Linked DNA regions of Homo sapiens: region 1 is linked to region 2. Evidence: chromatin contacts called from ENCODE Hi-C or POLR2A ChIA-PET data. All regions are on one chromosome and are shown on one strand. The core of a region is the stretch at or near the end of the contact, and the rest is flanking DNA. Distances in the headings are between cores, read along the strand shown. Region 1 holds the start of LOC124902513 (a long non-coding RNA gene). Region 2 has its middle 5.4 kb from the start of DENND10.

Region 1 (7,694 bases), core at 906-3,405, 590 kb before region 2:
TAACCTTGTTGATTTTTTTTTTCTGCTTAGTCCATCATTTTCTCAGAAATGTGTCTTAACATCTCCCACTATGATTGTGGATTTGTCTATTTCTCTTTTTAGTTCTGTCAACTTTGTTATGTATTTTAAAGCTTTGTTCTTTATTAAGTGCTGCATATCATGTATGAAAAATTACAGATATAATTTGAGGCCCTAGATGATAGTAAGATTTATTTTTGCTTCTGGAAGGCAGTTGGGGTCTGGGCAGGCACCCTTAATCCAGTGGTTTTCAACCACAGGTGATTTTCCCCACCAGGGGACATTTGGCAATGTCTGGAGAAAGTTTGGTTGTCAGAATTTGGGGAAGGAGAGGTGCTACTGGCATCCAGTGGTTAAAAGCCAGGAATACTAAACATTGCATAGGATGGTCCACTGATAATGTCAATTTATCAGTGTCAATAGCACTGAGGTTGCGAAAGCTTGCCCTAATCCAATTATCAGAGGCGTTTGAACCAAAGTAACTCCATCTTGAGTAGGGGCTGCGTAAAATAAGGCTGAGACCTGCTGGGCTGCATTCCTAGAAGGTTAGGCAATCTAAGTCATGGGATGAGATAGGAGGTCAGCAGAAGATACAGGTCATAAAGACCTTGCTAATAAACCAGGTTGCAGTAAAGAAGCCGGCTAAAACCCACCAAAGCCAAGATAGTGACAACAGTGACCTCTGGTTGTCATCACTGCCACACTCCACTTGCACCATGACAGTTTACAAATGCCATAACAACATCAGGAAGTTACCCTATATGGTCTCAAAAGGGGAGGCATGAATAATCCACCCTTTGTTTAGCATATCATCAAGAGATAACCATAAAAATGGGCAACCGGCAGCCCTCGGGGCTGCTGTGCCTATGGGGTAGCCATTCTTTTATTCCTTTACTTTCCTGATAAACTTGCTTTCACTTTACTCTATGGACTCACCCTGAATTCCTTCTTGCTCCAGATCCAAGAACCTTCTCTTGTGGTCTGGATCAAGACCCCTTTCCTGTAACACAGTCAAACGGTAAGCCAATGGGAAGCTGGGTTTCAGTCTTTGTGAGAGTTTCTCTATTTTCATTCCTGTTCCTTCCAAAGGGTGAGGCCCTTTGGAAGTTGAAAGCTGGCGGCGACTACTTGAGCTCTTCCTTCCTTAGCATGAGACTGCTGGGAGCTTCTCTGCCTCATGAAATAGGCAAATGCCTCAAAATTCAAAGCTCTGCTAACCCTTCTCTCCAGGACCTTGACCCTCAAATCCTCACCCCCTTGGCGGCTCACCTTCAGATAGGTCTTGTTTGTTTTGCCAGCTTTTCTAGCTGCTCCGGATAGGAGGACTGATCTGCCAATCTGCCTTTAGGGGAAACAGCAAGAGATTGCCTCTCAGTCTTTTCTTGAAGCTTTCAAATGCAGGCTTTAGGCCTATTGTGATGCTAATGGATCTCCTCTGCCCTTACTTTGCCCATTCTGCATGGAGGGGGCAGCTCTAGTCCCCCAAGCATGAAAGAAGTTGGGTACTCCCGGTTCTGATCATTACTGCCACCAGGAAGAGCTACGGGGTGAGAGGGGGGATGGATTTCTCCCTAGTTATGTAAGAAACAAGCAGGTCTCACCCTTCATTTTTCCTTTCTCATACAAGGTGAAATACTGCAGTCTCATACGAGGAAGCATGTTTTTCCTGTTAACATTATTTCGATCCTGGTCCTTAGGGAAAAATAAGCCCGGCATTAAAGTGCGGGGAGCACTCACCTTCCCCCACCCCACAGTCTGGCTTATAGTGCTAGAACACCAACCAAGTGGTGACTGGGCCGGACCACAAATGGATGCGGATGCGGTCAGCTCCCGTTATGAGGATAGAATTCTAATCAGATTGTGGATCCGATTACTTCTGACTCATAAATCTCCCTGACTTTAGAAAACAGGGATATCTTATTTATTGGAGGAATGACAGTGTGAACAGAGGCGTGGCTGCGTTCTCACCAGCTGAGATAAACGCCGACCAGACCAGCACAGACATCCTGTGCTCGTTTCCTTTACTTGGTTTTTCAAATAAAGCCTTTGTGTGTCACTGGTATTGTGAGGAATACGAAATAATGAAAGAAGTGATTCTTCAGGTGAGTCATTCTATTATAAAATGGAGCCCACCGTCAGGAACTGCTCCCTGAGAGAGCAGGACAGGATTTCCCTGCGCGGGGAGTGAAAGCAGAAGGCGCAGTCACGACGCGCCCCCTACTGGTCAGCGAGGAGAAATCCCTCACCTCAGGTTTCAATTAGTGCGGGTGAGTCCTGAATTAGGAACCTCAGACCTGAGGCCTGGTGTGGTGGCTCACACCTGTAGCCCCAGCACTTTGGGAGGCCGAGGCAGGTGGATCACTTGAGGCCAGGAGTTTGAGACCAGCCTGGCCAATATGGTGAAACCCCGTCTCAGGTAAAATAACAAAAATCAGCTTGACGTCGTGGCACACACCTGTATACCAGCTACTCAGGAGGCTGAGGCAGGAGAATCGCTTGAACCCGGGAGGCGGAGGTGCAGTGAGCCGAGATGGCGCCATGGCACTCCAAAGAATCACAGAACTGGCCAGGCACGGTGGCTCACGCCTGTAATCCCAGCACTTTGGGAGGCCGAGGTGGGAGGATCACCTGAGGTCAGGAGTTCGAGGCCGGCCTGGCCAAAATGGCGAAACCCCCCTCTCTACCGAAAAATGCGAAAAGTAGCCGGGCATGGTGGTGCCCAACTACTGGGGAAGCTGAGGCAAGAGAATTGCTTGAGCCAGGGAGGCCAACGGAGGTTGCAGTGAGCTTAAGTCGTGCCACTGCACTCCAGACTGGGTGACAGAGAGGAACCTTGTCTCAAAAAAAAAAAAAAAAAAAAAAAAGAAAGAAATATTACTGAGAATCACAGAACTGAAGTGGAATTCCATGAATCCAATGGAATTACATTAAATTCCATGAGTAGGAATCCAATTCCATGAATGAAATTTCATGAATCCAATGGGATTCATGGAATTGCTGACACACAGTGAGATACTAAGGAGGCTAGGAGGCTAAGATGAAGAGCCCCTGTCTCAGGACTCCAGGGCCTAATTTAACAGCCACAATCTGCCAAGGTCAGAGGTAGCCTTAACGTGTACTGTACTCATAAATCAATCTCCCTGGAGATTTCAAACCTTCAAATTGCTTTGGTAAAGCCTTAACTCCTTTCAACCTGAGGAAGTCGATTGAAGAAAAAAGCCTTAGCTCTAAAGAAAGATTTTGAGTTTCTCATTCCAGTGGACCACAAAAAAATAAAAAAGAAAGAAAGAAAAATCGCATTTGTGCAAAATCAACCATTTACATTTTATACTAATCAGTAAGTTATTCTTGGGCCTCGTGCTTGTTTGTAAACACATGCCTTCTCTCTTTCATTCTAACTGGAAACTTTATCCTTAAATCTGTTCGTGCAATAATTATGAAATGTAATTTTATTTTTAAACAATATATTTTCTTTTGTTTGTTAATTTCTTACTTTTTTTTTTTTTTAGACAGAGTCTATGTTGCCCAGGCTGCAGTGCAGTGGCGTGATCTCGGCTCACTGCAACCTCTGCTTCCTGGGTTCAAGCTATTCTCCAGCCTCAGCCCCCCAAGTAGCCGGGATTACAGGCATGCGCCATGACGCCCGGCTAATTTTTTTTGTATTTTTGGTAGAGACGGGGTTTCGCCATGTTGTCCAGGTTGGTCTCAAACTCCTGGCCTCAAGTGATCCACCTGCCTTGGCCTCCCAAAGTGCTGAGATTACCGGCGTGAGCCACCATGCACAGACTCTTTTGTTAATTTCTTTAATTTTTAAATTTCTATTGATATATTATAGTTGTTCTTATCCTGAAGATATTTTGATACATGTATAAATGCATAGGATCAAATCAGGGTAGCTATCGATCGCCTCTATGTATTTTCTTGTATCTTGATCGTTAGAGTGAAATATAAGGAACAAAAAACAAACATGGAGAAGTTACCATGTTTTTAGTATTTTTAAATCCTAAGGGTTTGAAAGGTATATATTTGGGATAATGGGCCTTTTTGTCTTTTTTTGTCTGAAGGAAATTTGTGACCCAATAATTAGTCAAAATTATCTCCAAAAAATGTTAATGAAACTGGGCACCTTTTGGGAGACATTTTTAAATTATGTCAGCTACTTCAGTGTCAGAGGGTGGACAGAGTTGGCTGAGAACAGTCACATTTAGACAAGAGTCTTGTGTGTACTCTTTTGGTTATGAAAATGTAGGGCAAGTAAGCACTCATTGCCCTGAGTGAAAAGTGACATAAACATTTTTTTAAAGGGTTCATGAAGCCTGTCCCTCCCTTAATACCTCTTGATGGGAAAATTTCATTGTCAGGCTGGGGCTCACACCTGCAATCCCGGCACATTGGGAGGCCAAGGCAGGCAGATCATCTGAGGTCAGGAGTTCGACACCAGCCTGGGCAACGTGGTGAAACCTGGTCTCTACTAAAATTACAAACATTAGCCGGGCATGGTGTCGGGTGCCTGTAATCCCAGCTACTTGGGAGGTTAAGATGGGAGAATCACTTGAACCAGGGAGGTGGAGGTTGCTGTGAGCAGAGATTGCGCCACTGCACTCCAACCTGGGCAATAAGAGTGAAATTCCATCTTAAAAAAAAAAATTAAAAATTGAGAGATTTCACAGGAACAAATTTCTGGTCTTTCTGGAAAATTGGAAATCTCTTGTAACGCTGGACCAATGCCCCACATGACAATTGCTGCGTGGGGCCAAGCATCAGTCCCTGGCTCTGCCCCCAGACTACATCCAACTTGTGACAGCTTGGCTCTGTCAATCCTCCACCTGGCTGGCCTCTGTGAACTGTGGGATCGCACCTTGTGGAAGGCTTGTGCTGGGATAGAGCTGACTCAGTGCTGGGGGATCCCTGAGGGGACCCCAGGATTTGAATTCCAGGTTCCTAGAGGATATCAGCTGAATGCTCACCTTTCTGTGTGCCCTGTAGGCATAGATAAGTTTGGCATTCAGGAGAAAGAGGGTACCAGAGCTCCAAGCTCGATCCGGCACTTTTGGATCCGTTTCCATCGGTTCTTACAGCTGCTCCTCAGACCCTAGCAGCCAAGATGGTGAAGCAAATTGAGAGCAAGGTTGCTTTTCAGGAAGGCTTGGAGGCTGCAGGTGATAAATTTGTCATGGTTGACTTCTCAGCCACGTGGTATGGGCCTTGCAAAAAGATCAAGCTTTTCTTTCATTCCCTCTCTGAAAAGTATTCCAACATGGTATTCTTTGAAGTACATGTGGCTGACTGTCAGGATGTTGCTTCAGAATGTGAAGTCAAATGCATGCCAACCTTCCAGTTTTTTTTTGTTGTTTGTTTGTTTGTTTGTTTTTGAGATGGATTTTTCCTCTTGTCCCCCAGGCTGGAGTGCAATGGCAAAATCTCAGCTCACAGCAACCGCCATCTCGCAGGTTCAAGTGATTCTCCTGCCTCAGCCTCCCGAGTAGCTGGGGTTATAGGCATGCGCCACCAGGCCTGGCTAATTTTTGTATTTTTAGTAGAGACGGGGTTTCTCCATGTTGGTCAGGCTGGTGTCGAACTCCTGACCTCAGGTGATCCACCCGCCTCAGCCTCCCAAAGTGCTGGGATTACAGGTGTGAGCCACCGTGCCTGGCCCTTTCCAGTTCTTTAAGAAGGGACAAAAGTGGGTGAATTTTCTGGAGCTAATAAGGAAAAGCTTGAAGCCACCATTAATGAATTAGTCTAATCATGGTTTCTGAAAACATAACCAGCCATTGGCTATTTAAAACTTGTAATTATTTTTATTTACATAAAGTATAAAGTATGGAGACTATAAACCCAACTGCCATCTGGATGACAACAAAATATGAATTCTACTCTTTTTTAAAAAAAAAAAAAAGAAGAAAGAAAAAAAGAGGGTATCAGAAACAGACCCAGAGATGACTGGGGTCTGGGAGGAGGAAGCTGGAGAACCGGTGAGTGTGAACAGTATGCATCAGTCAGGGTTCGCCAGAGAAACAAAATACACATATACAGCGCTTGTGTGGTGGGGATGTGTATGTGTGTGTGGGTTTAATTTTTATTATAAATAGAGATGGGGTTTTGCCATGTTTCCCAAGCTTGTCTTGAACTCCTGGGCTCAAGCAATCCACCCTCCCCAGTCTCCCAAAGTGCTGGGATTACAGGCATGAGCCACCGCACCCAGCCATGTGTGTATTTTTTTTTTTTTTAAGGATTTGGCTCACATGATTGTGGGGACAGACAAGTTGGAAAGCTGTAGGGCAGGGCAAGTCAGGGCAGGGCAGCAGGCTAGAAACTCAGCCAGGGCAGATGCTGTAGTCTTGAGGCAGAATTTCTTCTCCTCCGGGAGAAATCAACCGATGGTAGATGTTAACCAAGTCTGTAGAATATCTACTCAGCAGCATCTAGTGCTGGAGTTAAATAGCTGGGTGCTATGGTCCAGCCAAGGTGCCGCCTGAAACACCCTCACATGGTGGGAAGAGCGGTGGTTGAAGAAGGAACCCTGGAGACCTTGATGTTGAAGAGAGGGCAAGGGAAGAGGGTGAGTCAGAGCCTGCTGGGGAGGAGAGCTGGAGACATTGCATAACACCAGTGACAGTGTGCCCACAGAAGTGGTTTCGGTAGGGGTGGGTGCAGGAATGGATGGCTGTAGGTGGATCAGGACGTGGGAGGTGAGGGGACTTAGCTGGCTCTTCCACGACATGTGATCAGAAAGTGGGGGTGGTGAGCTGGGGGTGGTGACCCGGGCACGATGGCTCATGACTGTAATCCCAGCACTTTGGGAAGCCAAAGCAGGTGGATCACTTGAGGTCAGGAGTTCAAGACCAGCCTGGCCAACATGGTGAAACCCCTTCTCTACTAAAAATAGATTTTTTTTTTTTAATTTAGCTGGGTGTGTGGCACATGTCTGTAATTCCAGCTACTCGGGAGGCTGAGGTGGGAGAACTGCTTGAACTTCGGAAGCAGAGGTTGCAGTGAGCCAAAATTGCACTACTTCACTCCAGCCTGGGCAACAGAGCAATACTCTGTCTCAAAAAGAAAAAGAAAAAGAAAAGTGGGGGCAGGGGGTAAAGTGAGGAGGAAGCATTTCTTTTTGGTTTGTGTTTTCTGTAGGCTAAGGACAAGAAAAGAGCCATTGGAGAGAGAAAGAGATGAAGTGGAAGACAGTGAGTGAGGGGCTGGCAGAAGGATTTCCCCTCTTCAAACTAGAGGAGAACTTCCTCAGCCTCCATGCAGCCGGCCAGATCCTAGGGCAAAGCTCTGGCTAGAGAAGGCAAGGACAGGCAAGAAAATGTTTTAGAAAAAGACCCTTTCCATCTGGAATGCTTTTTCCAACTCCCTTCACACCTTCAGGCTGGCTTCTAGTTGCACCAGGAACTCTGGGCCCACGTGTGAGGTGCGGGGGCAACACTGTCCATCGAGAGGACCTGTGGCTGCCTCCTCATCCCTTCCACCAAGCGCAGGATGGCACCATTGCTGGCTTCTGCTGCCCTCTGTTGTGGTCCTGTACCTCCTCACCTGCTCAGATGCTCCGCGGGGACTGATGGAGCTCTTCCTGGTCTCCAGTGGTTCTTACTGGGTAGTGCTGGACAACAGAGTACCAGGAAGGCAGGGACCTGGCCAAGCGCACATACGCATGAGTGGAGGAAATTTTA
Region 2 (7,098 bases), core at 126-2,625:
AGCCGGGCGTGGTGGCAGGTGCCTGTAGTCCCAGCTACTTGTGAGGCTGAGGCAGGAGAATGGCGTGAACCCGGGAGGCGGAGCTTGCAGTGAGCCGAGATCACGCCACTGCACTCCAGCCTGGGCGACAGAGCGAGACTCCATCTCAAAAACAAACAAACAAAAAATCACAAAAATTAGCTAGGCATGGTGGCAGGTGCCTGTAATCCCAGCTACTCAGGAAGCTGAGGCAGACTGGCTTGAACCCAAGAGAGGACGGTTGCAGTGAGCCAAGATCGCGCCACTGCATTCCAGCCTGGGCGACAGAGTGAGACTCCATCTCAGAAAAAAAAAGAAAAGAAATGAGGATGAAGACGATGATGAACAGATAATTAAACAAAGGAGAGGGAGATGATAGTGGGTGCAGGGAGGGGAAAGATAATGAGGGGTGTGTCCAGGCTCCAGTGAGTGGGATGATACCTGGAATTGACACCTCCTTCCCTCCTGTTTCTCCACAAGTGCTGTCTTACCTGCCAGACAGGTACACCAGAGTGAAGGGAAAAGGAATAGAGGGTGGAGAGAGCAGAGGCGACGCATCCCCAATCTTTAAAAGTAAGACTGACCTCTGCGCTGTCACAGACAGATGGAGCTGGGGTGTGGAAACAGACAACCTGAGTTCCAACCCCCTTGCCCATCTTAGCTGCGAAACCTCACACATGTTTCCTATCTTTTCTGTGCATGTTTTCTCAGTGATCAAATGGAGCTAACCATACTTTCCTCCGTGACTCTCCCAATAAAGATTTGAATCAGGGAAAATCTTTATGCTAGTTTTATTGATAAGAATAGCCTAATTTTATAGGTAAGAATATAAAGGGTCCCCAAGACCACCCCCCAAATTCAATGATTTGTTGGAAGGATTCTCAGGATTCAGCATATAGCTATACTCATGGCTATGATATACATTTTTATTTTTTTGAGACAGGGTCTCACTCTGTCACCCAGGCTGGAGTGCAGTGGCACGATCACGGCTCACTGCAGCTTTGATCCAGGCTCAAGCTATCCTCCCACCTCATCCTCCTGAGTAGCTGGGACTACAGGCAGGCACCACCATGCCTAGCTATTTTTTTTTTTTTTTTTTTGAGATGTGATCTCACCATATTGTGTAGGCTGATCTCAAGCTTCTGACCTCAAGCGATCTGCCCACCTCAGGCTCCAAAGTGCTGGGGTTACACATGTGAACCACCATCCCCAGCTCAGGGCTATGATTTATTACAGCCAGAGAATACAAAGCAAAATCAGCAAAGGGAAAAGGCACATGGGGTGATGTCTGGAGGAAACCAGGGCCAAGTTCCCAAGAGTTATTTCCTGGTAGAGTCACACAGGACACACCTAATTCCTCCAGCAACAAGTTGTGGCAATACTTGTGATATTTATCAACCAGGGAAGCTTGTTAGAACTCAGTCACCAAGTAACTCAGTTTTTACTGGGGGCCAGTCACATAGGTACCCTCTGCCTAGCTCATACCAGATTTCCAGACTCTCATGAACCACATTGTATGTACAAATAGTTCAGGCATAGTCTGTCACTCTGATCAGTTTGATCAGTTCTAGAAATGCTGGGAACACTGCCGAAGTCCAAGTTTCCAGGCACAGCCAAGGGCCAAACTGGCCAGCAGACTTTCTATGGATATCACCCTCAGGCCTGTCGTGTGAATTCTTTTTTGCACAGCCTGCTCACTCCTTGCTCTGCAGAAAAAGAGTAAGTTACTGGCACTGAAGCAGATTTGGAAAGTGCCTAAACTGTCTGGCCACATGGACAAGTGCACAAGGGACCCCAGCATCTTCCAGGTGTTCCAATCCCAGGTTCCTATGAGTCAAATATGGTTCTTTTTCATCTTTGTTTCTGTAATTGGATTCCATCATAGATTGGGCATGTGTCAGCCAAGGGAGCCATTAGGGTGGCAGTTTTTTTTTGTTGTTGTTGTTTTGTTTGTTTGTTTGTTTTGATGGAGTCTTGCTCTGTCGCAATGCAGTGATGCAATCTCAGCTCACTGCAACTTCCGCCTCCTGGGTTCAAGCAATTCTCCTGTCTCAGCCTCCTGAGTAGCTGGGACTACAGGCGCAGGCCACCACACCCGGCTAATTTTTGTATTTTTAGTAGAGACAGGGTTTCACCATATTGGTCAGACTGGTCTCGAACTCCTGACCTCAGGTGATCCACCCACCTCAGCCTCCCAAAGTGCTGGGATTACAGGTGTGAGCTACTGTGCCCAGCCTTTTTTTTTTTCTGAGACGGAGTCTTGCTCTGTCACCCAGGCTGGAGTGCAGTGGTGTGATCTCCACTAACTGCAACCTCCGCCTCCCAGGCTCAAGCAATTCTCCTGCCTCAGCCTCCCAAGTAGCTGGGACTACAGGTGTGTGCCACCAAGCCTGGTTAATTTTTTTTTATTTTTAGTAGAGATGGGGTTTCACCATGTTGGCCAGGCTAGTCTGAAACTCTTGGCCTCAAGTGATCCATCCGCCTTGGCCTCCCAAAGTGCTGGGATTACAGGTGTGATCCACCACGCCTGGCCAAGCTCTTTTAATTTAAGGGATTCAGTCTCACTTGGGAACTGGAAGGCGATTCAGTCAACTGCTCTGACACTCCGTCCTGACTTCTAGCATATGTGAGGCTTCCAGAACATTCCCAAGATGAAGTCATCCTCCTTGTGTTCTCAATGGTTTCAGGATGCTGGGTAGCTCTCCGGCCCTAAGAAGCCCAGGTTTCGAGCTGTGTTGCATTATTCTTTTTTCTTTCTTTCTTTCTATTTATTTATTCATTTATCTATTGAGACAGGGTCTTGCTCTGTCACCCAAGCTGGGGTGCAGTCGTTCAATCACAGCTTGCTGCAGACTTGACCTTCCAGGCTCAAGCAATTCTCCCACCTCAGCCTCCCGAGTAGCTGGGACCATAGGTTTGTGCCACCATGCCCAGCAATTTTTTAAAACTTTTTGTAGAGATGGGGTCTCCTTATGTTGCCCAGTATGGCCTTGAACTCCTAGGCTCAGGCAATCCTCCTGCATCAGCCTCCAGAGTAGCTGGGACTATAGGCATGAGCCACGATGCCCGGCTAATTTTTATTTTTATTTTTATTTTATTTTTGTAGAGATGGGAGTCTCACTATGTTGCCCAGGCTGGTTTTGAACTCCTGGCCTTAAGACATCCTCCCACCTCAGCCTCCCAAAGTGCTGGGCTTACAGGTGTGAGCCATCACACCTGGCTACTATGTTGCATTAAAAGAAATAGTTCATGGACTGGGCACCGAGGCTCATTCCTGTAGTCCCAGCATTTTGGGAAGCTGAGGCAAAAGCATCGAGCCCAGGAGTTCAAGAGCAGCCTGGGCAACATAGCAAGACCCTGTCTCTAGAACAAAAATTTAAAAATTAGGTGGGCTTGGAGATACACACCTGAACCTATCTACTCAGGAGGCTGAGGTGGGAGGATCACTTGAGTCCAAGAGTCACTGGTTGCCATGAGCTACAATTGAGCCACTGCACTCCAGCCTGTGTGACAGAGCAAAACCCAGTCTCTAAAAAAACCAGTCTCTAAAAAAAAGAATAATACATAGTTCAGCAAGAAAAATGTAATTAAAATAATTCTGATCTTTCTTTGCGTTTTCCAAAAAACATTAAAGAGGACAGAATTTATTACCTACAGTGAAATGTCTTAAAATCCCTTTCCCCTCAGATTTTTAAAAATAAAACTTTTAGGCTAGGGGTGGTGGCTCATGCCTGTAATTCCAGCACTTTGGGAGGCCAAGGCAGGCAGGTCACCTGAGGTCAGGAGTTCGAGACCAGCCTGGCCAACATGGTAAAACCCCATCTCTACTAAAAATACAAAAATTAGCTAGGTGTGGTGGCAGGTGCCTATAATCCCAGCGACTTGGGAAGCTGAGACAGGAGAATCCCTTGAACCCAGGAGGCAGAAGTTGCAATGAGCCGAGATCACACCATTGCACTCCAGCCTCGGCAACAAGAGTGAAACTCTACCTCAAAAAAAATAATAATAATAATAGGCCTAGGCCAGGCACGGTGGCTCACACCTGTAATCCCAGCACTTTGGGAGGCTGAGGCGGGTGGATTGCCTGAGCTCAGGAGTTCAAGACCAGCCTGGGCAACACGGTGAAACCCCGTCTCTACTAAAATACAAAAAATTAGCCGGGCATGGCAGCGTACACCTATAATCCCAGCTACTTGAGAGGCTGAGTCAGTAGAATCGCTTGAACCTGGGAAGTGGAGGTTGCAGTAAGCCGAGATTGTGCCACTACACTCCAGCCTGGGTGACAGAGCGAGATTCTATCTCCAAAATATATATATATAAATAATAAATAAAAAAATAAAATAAACATTTCAAATAGCTTTAGATTTTCAGAAAAGTTGCAAAGATAGTATTGAGAGTTACCATATACTGCACCTGATTTTCTCTATCATTAACATCTTATTAATATATCTGTAGGGTACATTTGTCACAACCAGTCAACCAATATTGATACATTATTACTATTTATTATTATTATTTTTTGAGACGGAATCTTGCTCTGTCACCCAGGCTGGAGTGCAATGGTGCGATCTCAGCTCACTGCATCCTCTGCCTCCCAGGTTCAAGCAATTCTCTGCCTCAGCCTCCCAAGTAGCTGGGATTACAGGCACCCACCACCACACCCAGATCATTTTTGTATTTTTAGTAGAGACGGGGTTTCACCATCTTGGCCAGGCTGGTCTTGGACTCCTGACCTCGTGATCCACTGCCTCAGCCTCCCAAAGTGCTGGGATTACAGGCGTGAGCCACTGTGCCCGGCCCTGGCCTATTATTTTTATTGTTATTATTACTCTGAGGCAAGGTCTGGCCCTGTCGCCCAGACTAGAGTGCAGTCGCGCGATCTCGACTCACTGCAACCTCTGCCTCCCAGGCTCAAACGACTCTCTTACCTCAGCCTCCCCAGTAGCTGGGACCACAGGCACATGCCACCACACCCGGCTAACTTTTTGTATTTTTATTCTTATTTATTTATTTTTATTTATTTATTTATTTTGAGATGGAGTCTTTCTCTGTCACCCAGGCTTAAGAACAGTGGCTCGATCTTGGCTCACTGCAACCTCCACCTCCCGGGTTCCAGCGGTTCTCCTGCCTCAGCCTCCCAAGTAGCTGGGATTATAGGCATGTGCCACCATGCCCGGCTAATTTTTGTATTTTAGTAGAGACAGAGTTTCTCCATGTTGGCCAGGATGGTCTTGAACTCCTGACCTCAAGTGATCCACCCACCTTGGCCTCCCAAAGTGCTGGGATTACAAGCGTGAGCCATCAAGCTCAGCCTGACTTTGGCAGTTTTGAGGATTGGTCAGGTATTTTGTAGTCTATCCTTCCATAAGGATTTGTCTGATGTTTCTCTCATGACTGGACTGCATGAAACATTTTTTGTAAGGAAGATCACAGAGGTAAAGTGCCATTCTCATTAAGTCATATCAAGGGTTCATCAAGGTGTTGACCTGGATCACCTGCCTGAGGTTATGTTTGCCAGATTTCTCTGTTGTAAAGTTACTCTTTTTCTTCTTTTTTTCTATTTTCTTTCTTTCTTTTCTTTCTTTTTTTAAGACAGGGTCTGGCTCTGTCGCCCAGGCTGGAGTGCCATGGTGCCATCTCAGCTCACTGCAACCTCCACCTCCCGCGCTCAAGCAATTCTCCTGCCTCAGCCTCCTGAGTAGCTGGGACTACAGGTGTGCGCCATCATGCCTAGCTGATTTCTGTATTTTTAGTAGAGATAGAGTTTAGCCACGTTGCCCAGGCTGGTCTTGAACTCTTGAGCTAAAGTGATCTGCCTGCCTCAGCCTCCCACAGTGCTGGGATTATAGGCACGAGCCACCACACACAGCCAAAATATATCTCTTATCCGTCTTTCTCTCACCTCATCCGTTTCCTACATGAATCTCTCACCCTACTTCTCTGGGTGTCCTCCCAACTGACTATCACAGCTACCTGATAAAGTGTAGGTTGAATAAAGGAAGAGGGGGGAATGCCCACTAGTCAATATCAGAATTCTTGCAGTTGAGGGGCAGAAAGAGGCTGTGTTTCATGTATTGGTTGTTTTGTCCATCTTACATGCATATATGTGAGGATGATTTCTAAAAAGCAGTGCATCGGGGACTGTCCTAAAAGGATCTCATACTTTCTACACACTTTGGGAGGCCAAGGTAGGTGGACTGCTTGAGCTTAGAAGTTCAAGACTTGCCTGGGAAACATGGGGAAACCCCCTCTCAACAAAAAATAACAAAATTAGCAAGGCATGGTGGCGCATTTCTGTGGTCTCAGCTACGCAGGAGGCTGAAGTGGGAGGATTGCTTGAGCCCAGGAAGTCGAGGAGGCTGCAGTGAGCCAAGATCATGCCACTGTACTCCAGCCTGGGCAACAAGAACCCTGTCTCAGAAAAAAAAAAAAAAAAGAGTAAAGAAAAAAAAGCACTACATGTAGTGTCTCATTTAAACCCCACCACACCCTTATTGTGGCTGTTTTGCAGATGGGAAAACAGAGGCTTACAGAGAGATTTCATGCCCAATGTCACGGAGCTAGTAAATGGCAAAGCTGGGGTTAAAAGCCACATCTGACTCCAAATATGGCATGTTTATGGGATGAAGTGAAATGTATTTATAATCCTATGTCTGTAGAAAATAAAATGCAAGGTGGGTGTGGTGGTGTGTGCCTGTGGTCCTGGCTACCTGGGGGACTGAGGCTGGAAGATCACTCGAACCCAGGAGTTCCAGGTTGTGGTGAGCTATGATCAGGCCAAGGCCACTGCATTCCAGCCAAGAAAACCCAGTAAGACCCTGTCTAAAAAAAAAAAAAAAAAAAAAACGCAAAAGAAATGTACCTTCTAAGGCGGGGCACAGGTGGCTCACACCTGTAATCCCAGCACTTTGGGAGGCCCAGGCAGGCGGATCATGAGGTCAAGAGATCGAGACCATCCTGGCCAACATTGTGAAACCCCGTCTCTACTAAAAATACAAAAAAAATTAGCTGGGCGTGGTGGCACGCGCCTGTAGTCACAGCTACTCGGGAGGCTGAGGCAGGAGAATCGCTTGAACCTGG

Evidence for each region. A loop is a pair of places that touch in the nucleus more often than their neighbours do. ChIA-PET counts read pairs that join two places held with the same protein, here RNA polymerase II (POLR2A).
Region 1: POLR2A ChIA-PET joins it to region 2 with 11 read pairs in activated B cell. The contact joins two enhancer-like sites. A Hi-C loop is called at or near these places in 1 of 168 maps with a recorded cell type or tissue (PC-9). POLR2A ChIA-PET finds 5 or more read pairs at or near these places in 2 of 52 experiments (WTC11 and activated B cell).

Annotation. Positions count from the first base shown.
Region 1 is chr10:119,681,197-119,688,890 of GRCh38, reverse strand. It overlaps LOC124902513 (a long non-coding RNA gene), which reads left to right and starts at 6,220. Exons shown (of 2, transcript XR_007062312.1): 1 at 6,220-6,580; 2 at 7,153-7,694. It also overlaps the pseudogene TXNP1. RefSeq lists enhancers at 382-1,318, 1,319-2,255 and a silencer at 5,005-5,184. Within about 2 kb of position 2,155, at least 15 of the 41 ENCODE cell types and tissues checked have a DNase peak (open chromatin) inside an H3K27ac peak, as active enhancers do; they include PC-9, where a contact is called at or near this core.
Region 2 is chr10:119,095,153-119,102,250 of GRCh38, reverse strand. No RefSeq gene overlaps it. Among named protein-coding and RNA genes, the nearest start is that of DENND10, 5.4 kb to the left of the region's middle. Within about 2 kb of position 1,375, at least 7 of the 41 ENCODE cell types and tissues checked have a DNase peak (open chromatin) inside an H3K27ac peak, as active enhancers do; they include PC-9, where a contact is called at or near this core.